Linked DNA regions of Homo sapiens: regions 1, 2, 4, 5, 6 and 7 are each linked to region 3. A link is a contact called in ENCODE Hi-C or POLR2A ChIA-PET data. All regions are on one chromosome and are shown on one strand. The core of a region is the stretch at or near the end of the contact, and the rest is flanking DNA. Distances in the headings are between cores, read along the strand shown. Region 1 overlaps LINC02391 (long intergenic non-protein coding RNA 2391). Region 2 has its middle 98 kb from the start of BTG1-DT. Region 3 overlaps LOC105369905 (a long non-coding RNA gene). Region 4 overlaps LINC02391 (long intergenic non-protein coding RNA 2391). Region 5 has its middle 79 kb from the start of BTG1-DT. Region 6 overlaps LINC01619 (long intergenic non-protein coding RNA 1619). Region 7 has its middle 63 kb from the start of BTG1-DT.

Region 1 (2,700 bases), core at 185-2,684, 270 kb after region 3:
CTCATTTGTGCATATATTGTCTATGACTGCTTTTGTCTACAACAGCAGAGTTGAGTAGGTATGACAGAGACTACATGAGCTAGAGGCCCAAAATATTTACTATTTGGCTCTCTCTTTGCAGAAAAAAAATTGTCAGTCCTCGGGCCAGAGGGTAGAATGCATGGCAAGGATAGGGAGAAGATTAAAGGGGAGATGAGGGCAAGCTGGAAGGGATTTATGTGAGTTTAGATTTCATATGTAGGTCTAGAGAGAATGAGGCAATGGGTGCTTTTAGGCAAGGAAGTTCCTGAAAGGTACGATCTACGTCTAATATAATTTGTGCATAAAAACTGCTATGATATTTAAGCCAGTCCTTCTAGTGGCAGCTTTTGCAAGAATTCAAGCCTTAATGTCACTGCCATGTCTGGGATTAGCTCTTGAAATGGGAACCAAAAGATAGTGAAAATCCACTTACTTCCCGCCTCCCCCAAGCTAGACGTTGGTTTGGAAATGATCTATCTCCTGTGGTGAGTCTAGTGCAGATTGATCCAATAGTGTCCATTATAGCCTCTAAATATCTGGCCTGGGCTGACCTCAAGAATCCCAGAAACATGGATTGGTTCCAAGGTCACCCAGAAACTCGTTGGTCTTGCTTTAAGAAACTACAGAAATTTGAAAAAACTCTGGAATCATTTCTATATAGGATGACAAACAAAACTCAAGTGTTAGTGGTATGACATTATAGCCTCTAAATATCTGGCCCGGGCTGATCTCAAGAGTCCCAGAAACATAGATTGGTTCTAAGGTCACCCAGACACTTGTTGGTCTTGCTTTAAGAAGCTCCAGAAATTTGAAAAAACTCTGGAATCATTTCTATATAGGATGACAAACAAAACTCAAGTGTTAGCGGTGTGACAACTCATCAGATCTTTTCCGAGTTCTCTAAACCATGTGGATCAGTTTAGACTTTGCCACTGGGTGAGGTCAAAAGATTGCTGATCCATCTTGCTTTCACTGAGATTGGATTTCACAATAAAGCAGCCTTTCCCCTGGTGTCTTTGGCTCTCAGGATTTTGATTCCGTCCAGACCCTAAGTAAAGGGCAGGAGAAAATTTTGAAAGAAAAAGAAAGAGAGCGGGAACAAATGTGTTCTGAATTTCACATAACAAAGTGGAGCTCTGGGTTGTGGTTGAGCTTGGGAGCAGATGCCCTCATCCCTCTTCCCTCTGAGAATGCAGTGGGGAAATATCTGGGCTGCTCCAGTGAAGCTGTGGCATTTGGGTTTAATCTGATAGACCTGAATGTGCCTACTCTGAATCCAGACGAGGTTTTGGCCTGATGTTTTTGCCCAAACCTCAAGTGAGTATAAGCAAAGGAAGCCAAGTTCCCCACTTGTATCTACTGACTCATTCTACTAGAAGTCCGTTGCCCTTGTAACAGTTCGTGTTGTTTATTGGCTTCTGCCTTAAAAAATTTAAAATATAGTTGAACTGAAAGTTGATAGGTTATCATTTGAAGGAGGAAGTGGAAAGTTCCAAAACAGACAACAAAAGAAGCAAAACTTTGATTTTCACTGTGGCTGTTAGGACCCGCCCTTCCTCCTGAATTTTCAGCAGATGAGAGGGATTTTTTGTTTGTTTGTTCAATTTAATGCTTCAATTTTCAGGAAGGAGCCAGATGAAGCTTCTTAGGCATTATCTGCCTGGGACGTGATGAATTAATTGCAGGCCTCATTTTGTAGCAGTCGGTATCAATGGATGGGGTGCTAGTTCAGCCCTTTTGAAAGTATGTAGCAGACGGAGGTGGCTCCAATAATTACATTAAGACCGTGGATACACACTTGCCTTAGGGATTTGGAGTTGCGCTTAATCAAATCTGGATTTGACATTTCACAGCCCACATCAAGGATTTCTACAAAGGAACAGCAGAGCATTGCCAGCTCCTGCTCTTACTTAGCATCTCCTCCTGAGTAACTGAACAGTCCTTGTGCTAATCTTATTGATGCTTTGGCTGCATTTCTGCCCTGCTGCACAGCACTCAGCTTCTGTAGACCATCTTTTCTTTCATCTTTTTCTCAGTGAAAAAGTGTTTATTAAGTGTCCATCATGTGCCAGGGCCCTGGGTTAGGATCTGGGGTAGGGTAGATAGGGTGGTGAAAAAGGCTGGATTCTGAGCTCCTGCATTCGTAAAAGGTTACACCTAAGGCCAGAAGCAGTGGCTCATGCCTGTAATCCCAGCCCAGGCAGGTGGATCTCTTGAGCCAAGGAGTTCGAGACCAGCCTGGGCAACATGGCAAAACCCTATCTCTACAAAAAATACAAAAATTAGCTGGGCATGGTGATATGTACCTGTAGTCCCAGCTACTCGGGAGGCTGTGGGGAGATCACTTTAGCTGTGATTATGCCACTGCACTCCAGCCTGGGTAACAGAATGAGACCCTGTCTCAATTTTTTTGTTTGTTTGTTTGAAAAGGTTACACATAGCAGGAGTTACAGAAGGCTAACCCGTGGCTCAAAAGCAATGAACTGTTTTTCAGTTCATTACCTACCACGTGCCAGATAGAGGTAATACAAGGAAGAGTAATAGATGATGCCTGCCCTTGAGGAGTTTAAAGTTCAATGGGGTGGTTTCCAAACTTTAGTAACCCCAGAGGTCCCAGGGATGCCTATTTAAAATGAGGACAAGGAACACGGGAGGCGGAGGTTGCAGTGAGCCAAGATC
Region 2 (2,820 bases), core at 151-2,650, 330 kb after region 3:
AAATGTAAATTAAATACCTTTTTGTTTCAGTAATTTGTAATCTATATTAAAATCTTAAGTAAACATACTCCTTGACCTAACTATTCCACATCTAGGAATCTATTTTGTACAATACTAGCAAGGATACAGAAAAGCATGCATACAGGATGCTCATTGTAGCATTATGTGTGGTGGCAAATAAAAGCACTTACTAGAAAATATCAATAAATTGTGGTGCATCATACAAAAGAATATCAAGCAGTCATTAAAAAAATAAAATGTAATCTGGAAACAAGTCTAACATATATTAAGTGACAAAAAGCCAAGAGTAAATGAATTTGTTCAATATCACTTCATTCTTGTAGATATATGTTTGATGCGCGGGTGCACACACACACACATTCACACACATCTATTTTGCTTTTTAAATCATGCATTATATTCATCAGTTCTTAACAGTGATGATCTTTAGGAGGTAAGGTGGTTAGAAAGAGGTGATTCTCACCTGGTTTATATATTTTTTTAATGATGGAATCATAAGTGAGCTTTTTTTGTGTTTCTTTCCCAGTATTTGAAATACAAATGAATAAATGACACCAGTAACTAAAAAAGGTCTTGGATCATTTTTGAGGTGGCAGACAATATCCAAGGTGAGCACCATGGCTGAGAATGCGCTTATAGCCACGATGCACAGAAATGCACACCTGAACACACATTCTCTCACATTCAGTTCAAGTCCCTTCACCTGAGACCCAGGGAACCACCAAGGTCTATGCATAGAATCCAAGAGATCTATCAATGTGGATGAAAAAAAAATTACATCTGCATTTTTATTAACCTCTAATTGAAATTTGTCAGTTTCTTTAACTAAGAAGAAAGGCAACAAGCCCCAGAAGTGGCAGCTGTACCTGTGACTTTGTCACCAGCAGAAATCACAGATTTATTTATATCTTATTACAATTGTTACAGACATCTCAAAATATTGTTTATGAACTGCTGTAGTCTGAAAATAACAGTGGTTTTAGGCCCTCCGCTAGAGCTTGTTCTTCAACACAGTGATAAAGAAGCTCTGAAATTTTTAAGTATTTTGATAGCTGTACCTGAGCAGTTGCCTTCTTTTGTCATCCTGTTTTTACAAAATTTTATGCATTTAAACATTATTTAGAAAAGGAATTCATAGGATTCACTAGACCACTCGGAGTGGTTATGGCACAAACATAACAAAGTTAAAAACCATTTATTGGGCTTTGGGAGAAAAACATCGGAATGCAGTAAACATGGTACTAGGTTGTAAATTAAAAGCTTGCAGCTTACTCTTTACATCCTGCCTGAAGATGGCCTTGAAGCCTTTTGAAAGCTTCTGCTCTGTAACAGGCACTTTTCCAGGAGCTGAGAACATAATGTTCAGTGAGGAAACAAGATTCCTGCTCCCATGGAGCTGAAATCTGCAGGAACAGTGGCAGGAGGGGAAACTGAAAATAAACAGGAGAGCAGATAAATAATTACAGCTAGACGTAAGTTCTCTGAAGAAAATAAAAGCTCATGGACAGGCATTTGGATTCTTTTCTAAGAGCATCAGGAAGGCATTGGATGTTTTAAGCAGGGTGGAAAATTGATTATGAGAAGAAAAATAATGGTGATTTGGAATATGGAGATGGAATAATGGAAATAGAGAAAAGTGGAAGAAATGAGTTATATTTGGTGGCTGACCAATGGTTTTCTCATTCCACTTAAGGAATAGGGGATTCATTCTAGAGATTCTAAAACCTATGTCCCCAAATCACTAATATATTCTGTAAATTTGACTACATGATAACTAAACAATTTCCATTAAAACATGAATCAAACTGGTTACTTGACATGATATAGAGATGCAATAGTATGGTTACTTAGAAGCTTAAGATGATAATTACAAGTCCTGTGGGAGATTAAAACCATATTCTGTTTGCAGACACAAAGAAAAATGAAACAAAATCAGCTTCTGTGAAAAGAATATGTTGACAGAGCATGCCATTTCAAGCCACCAGAAAAAAACAGGAATCGTATCATATTCAAAAGATTATGGAAAAATGTCTTGGGACAGAGCAGTGTTTTTCTTTCTTTTTTTCTTTTTTTGAGATAGACCCTCACTCTGTTGCCCAGGCTTGGGTGCAGTGGCGTGATGTAAGCTCACTGCAACCTCCACCTCCCAAGTTCATGCGATTCTCCTGCCTCAGCCTCCCAAGTAGCTGAGAGCACAGGCGTGTGCCACCATGCCTGGCTAATTTTTGTATTTTCAGTAGAGATGGGGTTTCGCCATTTTAGCCAGGCTGGTTTTGAACTTCTGACCTCAGGTGATCCATCTGCCTCAGCCTCCCAAAGTGCTGGGATTACAAGTGTGAGCCACTGCGCCCGGCCTGGAGCAGTGTTTTCAAGAGACGTGCAGGACCACACTTGCAAGATGGAGGCCTGCTAGTCAGTTCTCTGCAATGCCAAGGAGCTTTCATAATGAGGAGCCTCTGAGCTCAGTGACACAGAGTTCTCATCAGCAACAGCTGTGTGATTATTGCTGAAGCCTGGAAGCCTCCACAGCTTTGGCAGAAAGCCTTGTGTAAGAATATTGCTGAAAGTATCCCCAGGGATATGATATGTCACAATTATGTTGCTGCTTTTGTTGTTACTGTTGTCAGTTCTATGGCTACCATTTACTGAGCACCTACTCTGTGACCTGCAGTTTGCTAAGAACTTTATGTATAGTAAGTTATTCAATCCTCAGATAAGCTCACCAGTTAAGTGCTATTGTATGATGAGTTCAGAGAGTTTAAGCATTAAGCCCAGCACTGTCCAATAAAACTCTCTACA
Region 3 (2,700 bases), core at 66-2,565:
CACGCCCAGCTAATTTTTTGTATTTTTAGTAGAGATGAGGTTTCACCGTGTTAGCCAAGATAGTCTTGATCTCCTGACCTCAAGTGATCCGCCCACCTCAGCCTCCCAAATTGCTGGGATTACAGACATGAGCTACCGCATCTGGCGGTATCTGGCCAGTTTAAGTGAGGCACACACTCTCCATTTCATCAGTCTTCCTACTCCTAATTTTCTCCCTAACATCAAAGCAAGGCTTCAGTTATCGTTTATCATCATATTTGCACTGTTGCTTTTCTTATAGTGGATAATTGTTTCTTGATATTGTTGTCTCCACCAAAAATTAAAGATAGACCAAGAGGATCACGTGCTTTTCCTCAAACTCAGTGTGTGCCGTTCATGTACTTTATGGCTTGGTGACTGTGGACATTTAAATTTCCCCTGCTCTTACTTTGGAGGAAACAGAATAAAGGCCCGTAGGGTGTCTCACTATGTAACTGTCTAAAATCTGTTGACTGTTTTCTCTGCTACCAACGCTTAGTGAGAATGGGAAGTGAACTCCACTCCCTGGGCAAGCAGGGAGAGCTGAATATCTAATTGATTTTTAGTCAAAGATATAAAAAAATCCTAGCTCCACTCTTCTAAAATGTAAGACTGCACTTGTTTTTAATTGCTACTCAATATATTAAGAATTTATACTATATTAAGCAAAACAGATCTCCAGATCCCCTGCCCTGGAGAACATATGCTACTCATTTTTTTCTTTGTTGGAGAAATTAATCTTGCCATCTCCAAACCCTTGTTTCTTACATATTAGCAAGACATTAAAAATTAATTTTGAATGTTTCCTAAACACTTAAAAACACGTCACGTAAGTGCAGGTATCTCTGGTATCATGAAGAGCCCTGGTCTGTGACCTAAGAAACAGTTTGCAGTTAGTTTTGCACAGTTAATATGTTACCCAAAGATAGAGTGTAAGTCATGCCACATATTCAGAGCACTAGAGGAACTCACTGGGGGAATTTGTGAATTATTTTGTAAAGTAAAGAACTTGAAGGTAATATGCAAAGTCGCTCAATATATTCTTTTTGTAAGAACGGAGTATTCTATTAGGAATTAATACAGTGTCTTTGCACTATATATGTGCTATGATGCCTAAAATATCCGTTTCCTTATATGTAACCAAAATTACTGATGGAGTTCTATTTATGTTTGCCTTATGCATCCTGGTCTACAGTTTTTCCCTTGCTTTCTTTTCTTCTTTCTGCCATGTGTCACTAAGCCCTGCTACACATCAAATCTTCAGCTTAAACTCAACCAGCAGAGGGTGCTGTTTGAGCACTTTAAATGGACTCCTCATCTTTTTGTTTTCCAAAGAGAACAATATGGGAATAATAGGCTGGGATGATATTCAATAGGCAAGATGCTGGCAAGAGAGTATGCATCAGTGATCAGGTTTCAGTATCGTTTTGCAGAAAAATCCCTTTGTTCTCTGCTGCACAAAAGGACATTCTTTGCAAAATGCACATACAGTTTCTGGTGATAAATGCATGTGTTTAAAGGTAGATGGTGATAAATGCATGTGTTTAAAGGTAAGATGAAGGGGGTGCTGGTGGTAGAGTGGAATCGGCTTCTAAATTTACTAAGTACTTGTATCCCTTTTAGGCTTGGTGTTCTGAATCAAGATATCAGCCCCACGTGTTCTCAGCTTGCTGGTAAATGATCATGAATAATTCCTGTAGTAGCAAATGACATAATAAAATAATCAGGCATTCCCTGCCCTTTGTAGATCAATGAGCACAGATGTCTCCAAATGGAAGGCGATACTGGAGAACACTCTACATCTTGTTGGGTTTGAACATTAGAGAATTAATGGCTGTTTATCAAAATAAAGTGAGCATCTCCCTGTCCTGAAATCATGTTCAGCATTAAATATATTGTAGAAGAATACTTTGTCGCTTAAGTTTTACATAAATTTGATCAACTGTGTCTAATAGTGGATTGCACATGTCTTAGTAACATTTGTATACTTGAGTTTTTATATTAACCATTTAAAAATTTTATCAAAAAGAGAAAATTCCATATAACAACAATAACAAAAGACAAAAGCACTCCAGCTGAAGAGTAATCATTCCTGTCCCACTCCTCTTATCCTCAATGTCTCTCCACACATGTAACTTTTAATTTTTATAGCATTTTTTGGTTAGTAACCTCTCTATCTCTGAATAATATGCTTACATTGATAACTCTTGAGTTATTAGTTTTATATATGATATTTGTTTTCCTACACTGACAGATGAGAATGTAACTTAAGTCACTCAATATCTCCCGTTAGTCATATTTCTATTTTAGACCTTTATTGGTTATGTAAGGAAAACATTTGTTCCTTTAACAGTAAGCAATTTATTGTGAGTCCTCATCTTTTCAGTCCTTTTCTTCCACTTCCATCTCCCAATAAAAAGGCATTCTTCCTTTTTCTTGAGCATCTAGTATTGCTGATGTGAAATTTAATGCCAGCTTGATCCTCATTCTTTGGCAGATAACCTGCTTTTCCTTTCTGCTTTTTTCTTGAAGTCATGATCCTAGATGGAAGTCTTCTTACAGCCACTGGCGAGCTCTTCTGATCTGAAATCTTGTATTTCAGCTATACAAACTCTCCTCTATCATTCACATTAACAATTTGCTTCCCTCCGTTTTTGCTGTTCCTACATGATGTTGAGATTA
Region 4 (2,700 bases), core at 120-2,619, 290 kb after region 3:
AAGTTGAGTGTAAACCTCACAAAGTGTTCAGCAAAATCCCTGCCCAGCTGTTAGTGTCCCAAACTAAAACGGAGAATTCAAACAAAATCACTTCTTGTCTCTGTAAAGGTCAGCTAAGATAAAAATGGTTTAATATTTTTCCCTTCTCTATATGACCAAAACATTGCCAGTGTCCAGGGAACATAAAAAACAAAAACAAAAACAAAAAAAACCCAGAAATCTTGGATATAGGAAATCACTACACGGTCTTTACATGTGTTTTTTTAGGCTTTCTAAAGGGCTTTTTGGATATCAAATGAATCTTCCCAGCTTCCAGGAAATAAACAGATGGCAGGTATCATATTAATTCAAAAATGTGATTAGAATTTGAAGAAAGATCTGCTCGGGTCTTCTCTTTCCCCATCTCCCCCAAAGATGGAACTAATTCTAGTAAGAGGGTCCATTTTGAAGCAGGAGAGAAAAATAAAATGCCTTTTAAGGCCAGTGTTACTGGATGAAGATCATCTTTCTTTTTCTTTTTCTTTTTTTTTTCTTTTTTTTCGAGACAGAGTCTCACTCTGTCACCCACGCCGGAGTGCAGTGGCATAATCTCGGCTCACTGCAACCTCTACCTCCCGGGTTCAAGCACTTCTGCCTCAGCCTCCCGAGTAGCTGGGATTACAGGTGCTCAGCACCATGCCTGGGTAATTTTTGTATTTTTAGGGGAGATGGGGTTTCACTGTGTTGGCCAGGCTGGTCTCAAACTCCTGATTCCCTCTGATCCTCCTGCCTTGGCCTCCCAAAGTGCTAGGATTACAGGCATGAGCCTCCAAGTCCGGCTGGAGCTCAGCTTTCTGATGACTCTCTAGGAGCTGAGAGTATGGAAAAGGAATTGCTGAAGAAAGTGGGATGGGATCAAAGGCAGGTTTACACAATGTGTAAGCTATGGGGGCAGTGGGGGGAGGGGGGGGCTCCATCTTAGAAATCCTTTCTTCTTTTCATCTAGTAATTAGCTATTCTCATACCCAAATTAAAGTATTTCTCCCTAACATTCAGTAAATAAATGTGAAACAAACAAACTCCAACAAACAAAAGGATACTGTTGGTTTGTCAGAAAAAGTTCTTTTCTGTTATTCTCCAGTTTTCAGGAGGGAAACACCTCACCCACTCTCTTAATAGATTTGACCTACCTTTGCTTGAGAACATCTTTCATTTCCATGGAAGCTTTAAAGAAACAGTAATACATCACAGCAAGGCTTCCCAACCTTTTTTGTCAAAGAGAAGCTGCTTTTCATTTTCCCTAAAGCTTTAAGGTCAAGAGATGGGGGTGGGGAGTTCCCAGTAGATTATTCCATTCCTCCTCGGGGAACTTAACAACCCCAGGCCACTGACGTGAGCACCATCAAATCAGGCTTCCAGATCTACCCACATTTACTGGTTAAGAACTCCCATACAAGAATTCTTCCTTTCAATGAGAAATGGAAAAACTCATAAAAAAAATAAGCAATTGCTTGCTGTTTCACTTTCCCAGAAGATGTTCTGAGCACCAGTTAACCTCATTTGCCATCAGAATCAGCCAAAACAGTGAAAGTGACATAGTTTAGCCTCTGAAAATTATTTCTTCATAGCTGGACACCATCCATGTATATTCCCCAAACCAAGTTTTCTGTGAATGCCCTTGTTGCTCTAGGCAGAGTTTCCAGGCTTGCCTTCCCCATTGAATGGAATGTTCAGCCAGGTTTCCACCCCTTGGAGGGCTACTTTCCTGCTAAGATAAGAATTTCTCTGGAAATAAATTACTGACTGTAGGTGCTCACAATCTCACTATCCATTTGCTCTTAAACCAACTCACAATTCTTGAGTTTTCAGAGTAAAAACTATGCTTCCCTTCTGGATTGGAGGACATGCAGTGTAGAGATGAAAAAATTATTTTATCTATCCAGGTGGCCATGCTAAGATGGCTCCCTAGGACTGCCCTAGGCAGGACCCTATAGGCAACAGAAATCAGCCCCATCGAGTTGTAGATTTAATAGTTGGAAGAAATCGCAATGGATCATTTGATCCAGTTCAGACATCTTGGGTAGAATGACTCCATTTTACTGAAGACAAAGTGGAGAGCCTGAAAGGTGAAAGGCATATCCAAGGTTATCTGGTCATCTTGTAGAGCTAGAGAAGGCAGGAGACCTAGGGCCCTTATCTACTATCTCCTACTTCAATACACTGCTTTGCAAATGCTTAAAGGACTATAGGATGCCAATACCTAATGACTTTCTCATGCCCATGAGGTGTTTGCAAGGGAGAAAGAATGGAATACTTCTTAATACAACATAGGAGGTCCTATGATATCAATTCCTTCTGAGGTCTAACTTAATCTGACCCAAACCCAGCTGGGCATGGTGGCTCACACCTGTAATCCGAGCACTTTGGGAGGCTGAGGCAGGAGGACTGATTGAGCCCAGGAGTTCGTGACCAGCCTGGGCAACATGGTAAAACCACCATCTCTAAAAAAAATAAAAAATAGATTAAAAACCTGACCCAAACTTGAGCAAAGGAATGACCTGTAACATATTCGGTATTTATGGATTGATGGACTATTTTAATTAATTAATTGATGTTTTAGAGACAGGGAATCCCTCTGTTGCCCAGGCTGAAGTACACTAGCACAATCATAGCTCACTGCACCCTCCACTCCTGAGCTCAAGTGATCCTCCCACCTCAGCC
Region 5 (2,709 bases), core at 165-2,664, 350 kb after region 3:
CAGCTAAGCAGGACATCTGGAAGAGAAATTACATGATTTGCATTTTGATATTTAACAATTTTGCATGTCAAACTTTTAAAAGAAGCTGTGTAACTGAAAAGGCTTGAAATAAAGAATTATGTCCAGTGATTTCATCTTCCAGCAATGTGTTTTCTTTCCACAGGAGCCAGATTACATACTCACATGCAAACATACACACACACACACACACACACACACACACACACATGCTCCACCATACCCTGAATCAGTTATAGTCTCCACTATGGAGAATGTGGAGATTGCTTCAAGAAAAAATATCTAGGTGATAAGGCTTATGAGCGTTGGAGTGAGCATGTTATTCCTTATTACTCCTGTTAATCACCAGATATGGCTAGTATCAATCATCATAAAACATTTGTTTTATTCATTTTCAGGATTTTTTAAATAATTATTTTATATAGGAAGAAGTTACCAAAATTTATCACTTAGGGCAACAGCTTTGAAAGAGTTTTTATCACTATATCCAATAAAGAATGCATTTCATTGCAATCCAGATGTTCTATTTTATTTCTTTTCTTATTTTTATTTTTTTTTTAGATACAGGGTCTTGCTATGTTGCCCAGGCTAGACTCCGTGGCTATTCACAAGCACCATCATAGATCATTGCAGCCTCGAACTTCTAGACTCAAGCAATCCTCCCCACTCAGCCTCCCAAGTACCTGAGACTACAGGCACACACCACTGCACCCAGCTCCTATTTCTTTTTTTTATTTTTTAATGTTGGTTGTGATCTACTAAATTTATTTTCACAGTCCACTAATGGGTCATGACCCACTGTTTGGAAAACACTGTCTTAGTGTGTTTTGTTTAAACTTTCCCACTGAAGTATCCTGAGCAGCAGGGGAGTGGGAAACTGTGAGATGGGGGCAGGTTTGAGAGAGGGACTCAGAAGGCCAGCTTCAAGTGAAAAATTTATTTGAAGTTTCTTTATTTCACCATTAAAATGTACTCGTCTTTATCCTTAGACAGCAAACAGGACCATTAGTTTTCTTTAAAAGGTTTTAAATCTCCCATTTCAATAAGAAGATGCTCTAGGGACACATGCTGTGTTATTGTGGGGCTACCTCTCCTGCTGCCTGCTACCTGGTGCTGCAGAGGGTATGCATGCAGCAATCTGCAAAGCAGGCCATCTTGGATGATAAATTGACCTCTAGATAGTATGGGAGCTTACTGTGGTCTCATGGCTGCCTGACAATTATTCAGCACAGGTCCTGTGGACGATCTCACCAGGATGAGACATTACTCTTTCGTCAACATGGCATGTCTGATTATGAGCCCTGTGCCTTTTTCTAGCATTTCTGGATCTGATGGCTGGAAAGGTGAGTTTCTAACTTGATGACTCAGACCCTCATTAACCCGAACCACACATGCAGGGCCTCCAGGCAGCCCGCTATCACAGAAAGTGCACAGATAGTGCTAACGAGGTCACCCTGCAATGGACTGCAAAGAGTTGGTAATCATGAGCCAGATGATGAATGTGGAGCCATGGAATCCATCATTTTGAAGGGAGAACACGTTAATTCTTCTCTTTCCATGCAATTGGCTTGACAACAGCTTGACATCATCCTTCCCCTGAGTCACTGAGACAGAGCATGCCAGAATAAAAATAGAGAAAAGGAGTAAATAAACAAAGGGAGGGAGAGCCTTTTACATTTTTAAGCACTTCCTTTTCCTACTTGGTATCAAAGCATACCAGTGGCTGGATTGGGATCCAAAGATGAGATTAAATGTTGCTACTGTGTTCTCTCAAAAAGAAAGTCTCAGAAAATTCAAACTTTTCCTTTGCAAAATGACATCAAGAAATGTGGGATTAGGTATATGCATTAAAAACAACAGGCAATTAGGAGATATACCTAATGTAAATGATGAGTTAATGGGTGCAGCACACCAACATGGCACATGTATACATATGTAACAAACCTGCACGTTGTGCACATGTACCCTAGAACTTAAAGTATAATTAAAAATATATATATAGAGATATATAAACAGGCAAACAAAATAAACAAAAAACCCCAATACAAACCCAAGAAAGAAGTCTTTGATAAAACTATAACTATAGATAGTTACGTAAAAGAGCTTAGGCAAAGAGCTTTGTTTTATAAACTCAGTGGAAGATTGTTGCAATAAAACCACTAAATGTTAATATAAACTTTGTCTCTCTCTCTCTCTTTTTCAGCTACTATGCTACCTATTGTCTCCATCCATAAACCAGACCCTGTAACTAAGGTAGATTTAATCAGAACGCCTTATGGTAGTGGAAAAAAAAAAAGGATCCTACAATTTGAAAAGCTGAGCCTCTGCTTTATTTTTCTTTTGACACAGGGTCTCGCCCTGTCACACAGGCGGGAGTACAGTGGCACAACCATGGCTCCTTACAGTCTCAACCCCCTGGGTTCAAATGATCCTCCCACCTCGGCCTCTCGAGTAGCTAGGATCATAGGTTTGTGCCACTGTGCCCAACTAATTTTTTATTTTTATTATTTGTAGAGATAGGGTCTTGTTTTGTTGCCGAGGCTGATCTCAAACTTCTGGGCTCAAGCAATCCTCCTGCCTTGGCCTCCCAAAGTGCTGGGATTACAGACATGAGCCACTGTGCCTGACTGAGCCTCTTCTTTTTCAAGGTACAAGTAGTTTCCTTTATTTTGAGATGAAAATAATATAGTA
Region 6 (2,700 bases), core at 49-2,548, 510 kb after region 3:
AAAGTGAGCCACAGTCTTTTCCAGTGGATGCATCTCTTGTATCACTTAACATGACTAGCCATTAGAGAAGTTTCTTTGTGTTCAGTTAGATACTAGAGACTCCATGCATCTCATGACCATGCACTCTTTCTGTAGTAAGTAGCTAGAGAAAGCAGCAGGGTAGTATGTTGCTTATCAGAGAAGTTAATATATCCATCTTCTCTCCCCTCATTTCTTTTGCTCAAATGAAATTTGGTATTTTGATAACTAAGACACAATTTTACTTATATCTATATTTTGATAACTGGACACACTTTTACTTACATCTATACTAAAATTTGAATATCAGTTATGGGGATTTGCTAGCAATTATGCCAACAAAATAGTAGAATGACATCCATGCATATCAAAAAAGCACAACTGACATATTTAGAAACATCTCCTATTAATCCAGGTTCATTTCAACCTGAATTCTATTTAAAGTCATGAAAAAAAAGCAAGACACAACAATTATTTAATCCGAAATGTGATGTACAGTAATGATTCTCTTTCATCCTAGGACAACACATTTCATACGTGTAAGTGACTAAAGGGCAATGACTCTTTATGGATTTTCCCTTTGGTGACCTTTACAAAAAGTCTAAGGTAAAGTTCTAACTCAGTTCATTCTACCTCCCCCTCACTGCTCTAAAAGAAGTATTGGGGAGGTGTCATTTCTACAAATCAAGTTCTGACTCAGTGCCAAAAAATTTTTAAGGAACAGAATTCTATATGCAGATTGCCTAGCCCAAGACAACTTTATAGTCACCAGGACATTTTTTTTGGAGGTGGGAGGGTGCAGTTCTCTGTTAAATTTTATTATTACATAAAACATAGCCTCTTCTCTTTTTTTTTCTGTACTTGAAAAAGCAGAAACTTTTTGTCATCACATAAACTTATGGAGTCATAGAATCTTAGGATTGTAAGGGACATTATAATGTAGTCAACATTAGAAATCAGCTACTTTAAACTCTTGCTAAATGCTCCCACTCCCCAACTCTGCTGTATTTTTTTTTCCTTTAGCTGAGAATTGATTTAAGGGAATGCAAGATTCTGTGAATGCCTGAACTCTGTTTCATGTCCTACTTCTGTCTTCCTCTGCAATTTGTTTAAATGACTTTGCCAGGAGGACTTTCCAGAGGTGGGGTTTTGTTCTTGAACTCATGTGAGAACACATTCGTGCCCTACATTCTGAGGGGAGGTGATCTCGGCGGGGATTTTTTTGCTCATGGAAGAAAAATATATGAGCGCATTTTTTTCTACTGGGCACAGCTGGTAGTTCCCTACTGACTGGTGTTTGTTTTGAAGTCACGTGGCAAAGGGGGTTTCTGCCAATGTTTACTCATTACACATTCAAATATGACACCCTGACGCCCATTCACAGTAGAACTTCAATGTTGCTATCCAATTCTCTTGCCAGAAACGGAAAGTTTATTCCCAGAGTGAAAGTTGCTCTCTTCGCAAATGCAGAGGGTTTAGTGCTCAACAGTGATAGTTGAGAATTGTTGGTTTTTAAATATTAAATTTATTGAATTATTTAATTTTTACATGATTTAAGTGGACTGCTTGGCTCATTATACCTAAAATAATTCTTAGTCAGTACCGCATTTATTAAAGAATAACTTTATGCTACAAGGAAGGGAGGCTGACAACCACTTTATACATTACTACCCTGATATAACTGAAATAATTTTATGCCTATTTGGGGCCCCTCCCTGTGAAAGGATGATACACACCTGCCATATTGCATGTGGGCAATGCTGTGACTTGCTTTGGCCAATGAAATAAGGGTGAAAGCCACTTTCTATCAGAAGCCCTAGAAGCCAGTGTGAGGTCCATCAATTGCACTTTTCACACTGCCACATTACTGGCAATGATCCAGATAGAGGCTGTTCTGTCCGCTAAGTCCTGGAGTAAACACAAAGCAGACCAAACCCACAGCAGACAAGGAACATGAACAAGAAATCAATCTTTATTATAGTGAGCTCCTGAGATCTGAAGGCCATTTATTACTGCAATACAATCTAATACAACCTAGCTCATTCTGACCAATGAAGATTGTACATTGGAAAGAGCAGAAAGATCCTAAGATAAATCCTGGTTCTGCCATTAAATAATGATGTGAACTTGGACATTTGGAAAGTACCAATGACTTTGACAACTTGAACCTCAGTTTCCTCTTGTGAGAAATGGACATAATAACCATTCCCTTCCTGATCATACAGAATGGTATGGGGCTAAAATCTCATCATTTATGTTGTAAATAGTACACTGGAAAGAACTATTGCCTATATAAAAGTAAGGCACTAAAATTATAATTTCCTTTTTTAGTGAGTCGCGTGTACTGATCTTCACCTCTTTTCAACTTTCTAGTAAATAGATGTTCTGAAGTGTATCCTCGTTATAAAGTTTTAGAAGTAATCAAACACAGATAGTCATACTTTCCCGAGAATGGCACTCCTGACTATAGTGGACCATTCTTTTTTAAAAATCTAGCTTTGAGATGAATGGATACACGTGGAGTGCTGCTGAGACATATGGACACTTGCCTGGCCAGGCCAATCTGCCCGATTATCTTTTCTGAGCCATGAGCATATCATGTTCTGGCCAAACTGCTTTTGCATTCTGAAAGAACATTGTAACAGACAGAGAATACTGTTATTTATTTTACCAGGAAGAATT
Region 7 (2,759 bases), core at 18-2,517, 360 kb after region 3:
AAAGGAGAGAAAACCTAATCATTCAAAAGCAGTTCTGAGCATGAAGTAAGTAATATGTCCACTCAGAGGTATTGTTAATTTAGGATCAAAGTCTAAAACTGGAGTCCTGCGGACAAGCTGGAGAACAAATTTAGGCATAGGGCTGGTTGAGTGGAGCACCTGGAGCCAGAGAAATGCAGAGCAGCAAGGCCCAGCAGCCCTTCCTGAGGATGATACAGATAGTGAAGAGAGGGTGGAAGGAAGGAAGCAGAATGGGATGGGGGCGTGAACATGAAGTGAACAAGAGAAGTTGCTAAACATTTCCCTCAATACTTGGCCCTGTGGATCACTTGCATCTGAATCCTCTGGGAAGCATGTTTCTGGCCGGGTGCAGTGGCTCACACCTGTAATCCCAGCACTTTGGGAGGCCAAGGTGGGTGGATCACTTGAGGCCAGGAGTTCAAGACTAGCCTGGCTAACATGGCAAAATCCCATCTCTACAAAAAGTACAAAAATTAGCCAGGCATGGTGGCTCCTACCTGTAGACCCAGCTACTCAGGAGGCTGAGGTGGGAGGATCGCTTGAGCCCAGGAGGCAGAGGTTGCAGTGAGCCAAGATCACTTCACTGCACTTGAGCCTGGGTGACACAGTGAGACCCTGTCTCAAAAAAACAAAACAAAAAAAAAACTTCTGGAAAACATGTTTCAAAAACAGATTCTCAGGCCCCACCCCAGACCTCCTGAATTGAATCTTCACAAGTGAAGCCTAGGAATGCAGACTTTAAAAAAAAATGCATTCTAGGCAGCTTTTATTGCATTTTGTATTATTTACTTATTTATTGAGACAGTGTCTTGCTGTCACCCATGCCCATGCCATAGTGAGTGGTGCGATCATGGCCCACTGCACCCTTAAACTCCCAGGCACAAGCGATCCCCCAACCTCAGCCTCTCGAGTAGCTGGGACTACAGGTGCACACAACGACACCCAGTTAATTTTTTATATTTTGTAGAGACAGAATCTTGTTGCCCAGGCTGACCTCGAACTCCTGGGCTCAAGTAATCCTCCCACCTCAACCTCCCAAAGTGCTGAGATTATGGGCATAAACCACTGCACCCGGCTGGGATATAAACTTTATACACGGTCCCCAAGTATCTGAAGCACACTTATATTTGTGTGCTAAGCTCCTTACTGGTATTGTTTTGCTTAATCCTTCAACAGCTCTATAAAGCATGTGCTATTCTTATCCTCTCCCCACAGACAGGAAACTGTGATTCAGAGAAGCTGACTGACAAGGCACAAAGACAAATGTGGCAAAGTCCAAACGCAAACTTAACACATTCTGATTGCAGATTTCTGTGATAGTAATCACTCTAGACCAGAGGTCTTCAGACTTTTTCTACAAAAGGGTCAGTTAATAAACATTTAAGATGTGTGGACTAAATAGCCTTTGTTGCAACTACTCAACTTTGCCACAGAGAACATGTAAACAAACGGACACGACTAGGTGTTCCAATAAAACTTTACAAAAATGGGCAGCAGGTCTGAAGATGCCTGCTGTTGACTAAGCATTGCTTTTCTTTTCTTTTCTTTTTTTTTTTTTTTTTTTTTTTTGAGACGGAGTCTTGCTCTGTCGCCCAGGCTGGAGTGCAGTGGCACGGTCTCGGCTCACTGCAAGCTCCGCCTCCCGGGTTCACCCCATTCTCCTGTCTCAGCCTTCCGAGTAGCTGGGACTACAGGCGCCCGCCACCACGCCCGGCTATTTTTTTGTATTTTTAGTAGAGACGGGGTTTCGCCATGTTAGCCAGGATGGTCTCCATCTCCTGACCTCGTGATCTGCCTGCCTCTGTCTCCCAGAGTGCTAGGATTACAGGCGTGAGCCACCACGCCCCGCCTAAGCATTGCTTTTCAAAGTGTCATGCTCAGAACAGTAGGATCCTAGGAACTTGTTAGAAATGCAGACTCTTACTCATTCCAGACTTGCTGAATCAGAATCTGCATTTAACAAGGTCTCAATGTAATTTTTATGCACATTAAAGTACGCGACTTCTACTCCAGGGCATTTACAAAGGACTTCCCTGAAAGCTGCATTTAATGCCTTTGCTGTCCCTCCTTTTAGGTGCATGAACTCATCTTCTGATAGTAACTGTGTTGATTGCCTTCCACAAAAGTTAAAAAGTAAATAAAGCTGGGTGTGGTGGCTCATGCCTATAAAAATCCCAGCATTTTGGGAGTGCTTGATCTCAGGGTTGAAGACCTGCCTGGAAAACATGGCAAAACCCCATCTCTACAAAAAATACAGAAATTAGCCAGGTGTGGTGGAGGGTGCCTGTAGTTGCAGCTACTCTGGAGGCTGAGGCAGGAGGATTGCTTGAGCCTGGAGGTTGAGGCTACAGTGAGCCATGATTGTGCCACTGCATTCTAGCCTGGGTGAAAAAGTGGGACAATGTCTCAAAATAAATAAATAAACAAACAAACAAATAAATATAAAAATAACTTATTAAATTGATAGTGCTTATTATACATGCTATCTTAAAAACAAAGATATAACATCACAATTTATATTTACCTTCTAAAAAGTACTGAGGTAAGTAGATAAAAAGTGCTTTATGAGTTGTTTCCCTTTTCTATACAAATCTCAAGGCCTTATACCGGAGGCATTGAATCAGAATCTCTGGAGATGAGACCTGGAAGCTGCATTTTAACAAGTTTCTCAGGTGATTCACATTTAGATAATCAATAGGTGCCCACTCTTCAGATCTGGGGATTACTGCATGAAGAAC

The links. A loop is a pair of places that touch in the nucleus more often than their neighbours do. ChIA-PET counts read pairs that join two places held with the same protein, here RNA polymerase II (POLR2A). Pooled maps may share reads with other maps.
Region 1: a map of naive thymus-derived CD4-positive, alpha-beta T cell shows a loop between it and region 3 (2.5-fold over the local background). The contact joins two enhancer-like sites. A Hi-C loop is called at or near these places in 6 of 168 maps with a recorded cell type or tissue (IMR-90, cardiac septum, heart right ventricle and 2 more), 2 of 37 single-sample maps with no recorded cell type and 15 of 50 pooled maps.
Region 2: a map of heart left ventricle shows a loop between it and region 3 (6-fold over the local background). The contact joins two enhancer-like sites. A Hi-C loop is called at or near these places in 17 of 168 maps with a recorded cell type or tissue (CD4-positive, alpha-beta T cell, Right ventricle myocardium inferior, cardiac septum and 8 more) and 25 of 50 pooled maps. POLR2A ChIA-PET finds 5 or more read pairs at or near these places in 2 of 52 experiments (B cell and MCF 10A).
Region 4: a map of GM12878 shows a loop between it and region 3 (3-fold over the local background). The contact joins two enhancer-like sites. A Hi-C loop is called at or near these places in 3 of 168 maps with a recorded cell type or tissue (Calu3, GM12878 and ovary) and 6 of 50 pooled maps. POLR2A ChIA-PET finds 5 or more read pairs at or near these places in 1 of 52 experiments (HCT116).
Region 5: a loop to region 3 is called in a pooled map, with 2.0 times the contacts of the local background. The contact joins two enhancer-like sites. A Hi-C loop is called at or near these places in 5 of 168 maps with a recorded cell type or tissue (CD4-positive, alpha-beta T cell, CD4-positive, alpha-beta memory T cell, CD8-positive, alpha-beta T cell and 2 more), 3 of 37 single-sample maps with no recorded cell type and 11 of 50 pooled maps. POLR2A ChIA-PET finds 5 or more read pairs at or near these places in 3 of 52 experiments (B cell, MCF 10A and activated naive CD4-positive, alpha-beta T cell).
Region 6: a map of Calu3 shows a loop between it and region 3 (2.6-fold over the local background). The contact joins two enhancer-like sites. A Hi-C loop is called at or near these places in 2 of 168 maps with a recorded cell type or tissue (Calu3 and PC-9) and 3 of 50 pooled maps. POLR2A ChIA-PET finds 5 or more read pairs at or near these places in 2 of 52 experiments (H1 and activated CD8-positive, alpha-beta T cell).
Region 7: a loop to region 3 is called in a map of CD4-positive, alpha-beta memory T cell, with 10 times the contacts of the local background. The contact joins two enhancer-like sites. A Hi-C loop is called at or near these places in 5 of 168 maps with a recorded cell type or tissue (CD4-positive, alpha-beta T cell, CD4-positive, alpha-beta memory T cell, CD8-positive, alpha-beta T cell and 2 more), 7 of 37 single-sample maps with no recorded cell type and 14 of 50 pooled maps. POLR2A ChIA-PET finds 5 or more read pairs at or near these places in 3 of 52 experiments (CD4-positive, alpha-beta T cell and activated naive CD4-positive, alpha-beta T cell).

What each region holds. Positions count from the first base shown.
Region 1 is chr12:92,296,810-92,299,509 of GRCh38, reverse strand. The region is part of intron 2 of LINC02391 (long intergenic non-protein coding RNA 2391); the gene reads left to right. Among named protein-coding and RNA genes, the nearest start is that of LINC02391, 66 kb to the left of the region's middle. RefSeq lists enhancers at 1,359-1,408, 1,439-1,528. Within about 2 kb of position 1,434, at least 5 of the 41 ENCODE cell types and tissues checked have a DNase peak (open chromatin) inside an H3K27ac peak, as active enhancers do.
Region 2 is chr12:92,242,776-92,245,595 of GRCh38, reverse strand. No RefSeq gene overlaps it. Among named protein-coding and RNA genes, the nearest start is that of BTG1-DT, 98 kb to the right of the region's middle. Within about 2 kb of position 1,400, at least 5 of the 41 ENCODE cell types and tissues checked have a DNase peak (open chromatin) inside an H3K27ac peak, as active enhancers do.
Region 3 is chr12:92,569,151-92,571,850 of GRCh38, reverse strand. All of the region lies in intron 1 of LOC105369905 (a long non-coding RNA gene), which reads right to left. Among named protein-coding and RNA genes, the nearest start is that of LINC02397, 100 kb to the right of the region's middle. RefSeq lists an enhancer at 1,200-1,329. Within about 2 kb of position 1,315, at least 5 of the 41 ENCODE cell types and tissues checked have a DNase peak (open chromatin) inside an H3K27ac peak, as active enhancers do.
Region 4 is chr12:92,277,405-92,280,104 of GRCh38, reverse strand. All of the region lies in intron 2 of LINC02391 (long intergenic non-protein coding RNA 2391), which reads left to right. Among named protein-coding and RNA genes, the nearest start is that of LINC02391, 85 kb to the left of the region's middle. Within about 2 kb of position 1,369, at least 4 of the 41 ENCODE cell types and tissues checked have a DNase peak (open chromatin) inside an H3K27ac peak, as active enhancers do.
Region 5 is chr12:92,223,701-92,226,409 of GRCh38, reverse strand. No RefSeq gene overlaps it. Among named protein-coding and RNA genes, the nearest start is that of BTG1-DT, 79 kb to the right of the region's middle. Within about 2 kb of position 1,414, at least 3 of the 41 ENCODE cell types and tissues checked have a DNase peak (open chromatin) inside an H3K27ac peak, as active enhancers do.
Region 6 is chr12:92,063,834-92,066,533 of GRCh38, reverse strand. The region is part of intron 1 of LINC01619 (long intergenic non-protein coding RNA 1619); the gene reads left to right. Among named protein-coding and RNA genes, the nearest start is that of LINC01619, 78 kb to the left of the region's middle. Within about 2 kb of position 1,298, at least 10 of the 41 ENCODE cell types and tissues checked have a DNase peak (open chromatin) inside an H3K27ac peak, as active enhancers do.
Region 7 is chr12:92,207,284-92,210,042 of GRCh38, reverse strand. No RefSeq gene overlaps it. Among named protein-coding and RNA genes, the nearest start is that of BTG1-DT, 63 kb to the right of the region's middle. RefSeq lists an enhancer at 910-999. Within about 2 kb of position 1,267, at least 12 of the 41 ENCODE cell types and tissues checked have a DNase peak (open chromatin) inside an H3K27ac peak, as active enhancers do.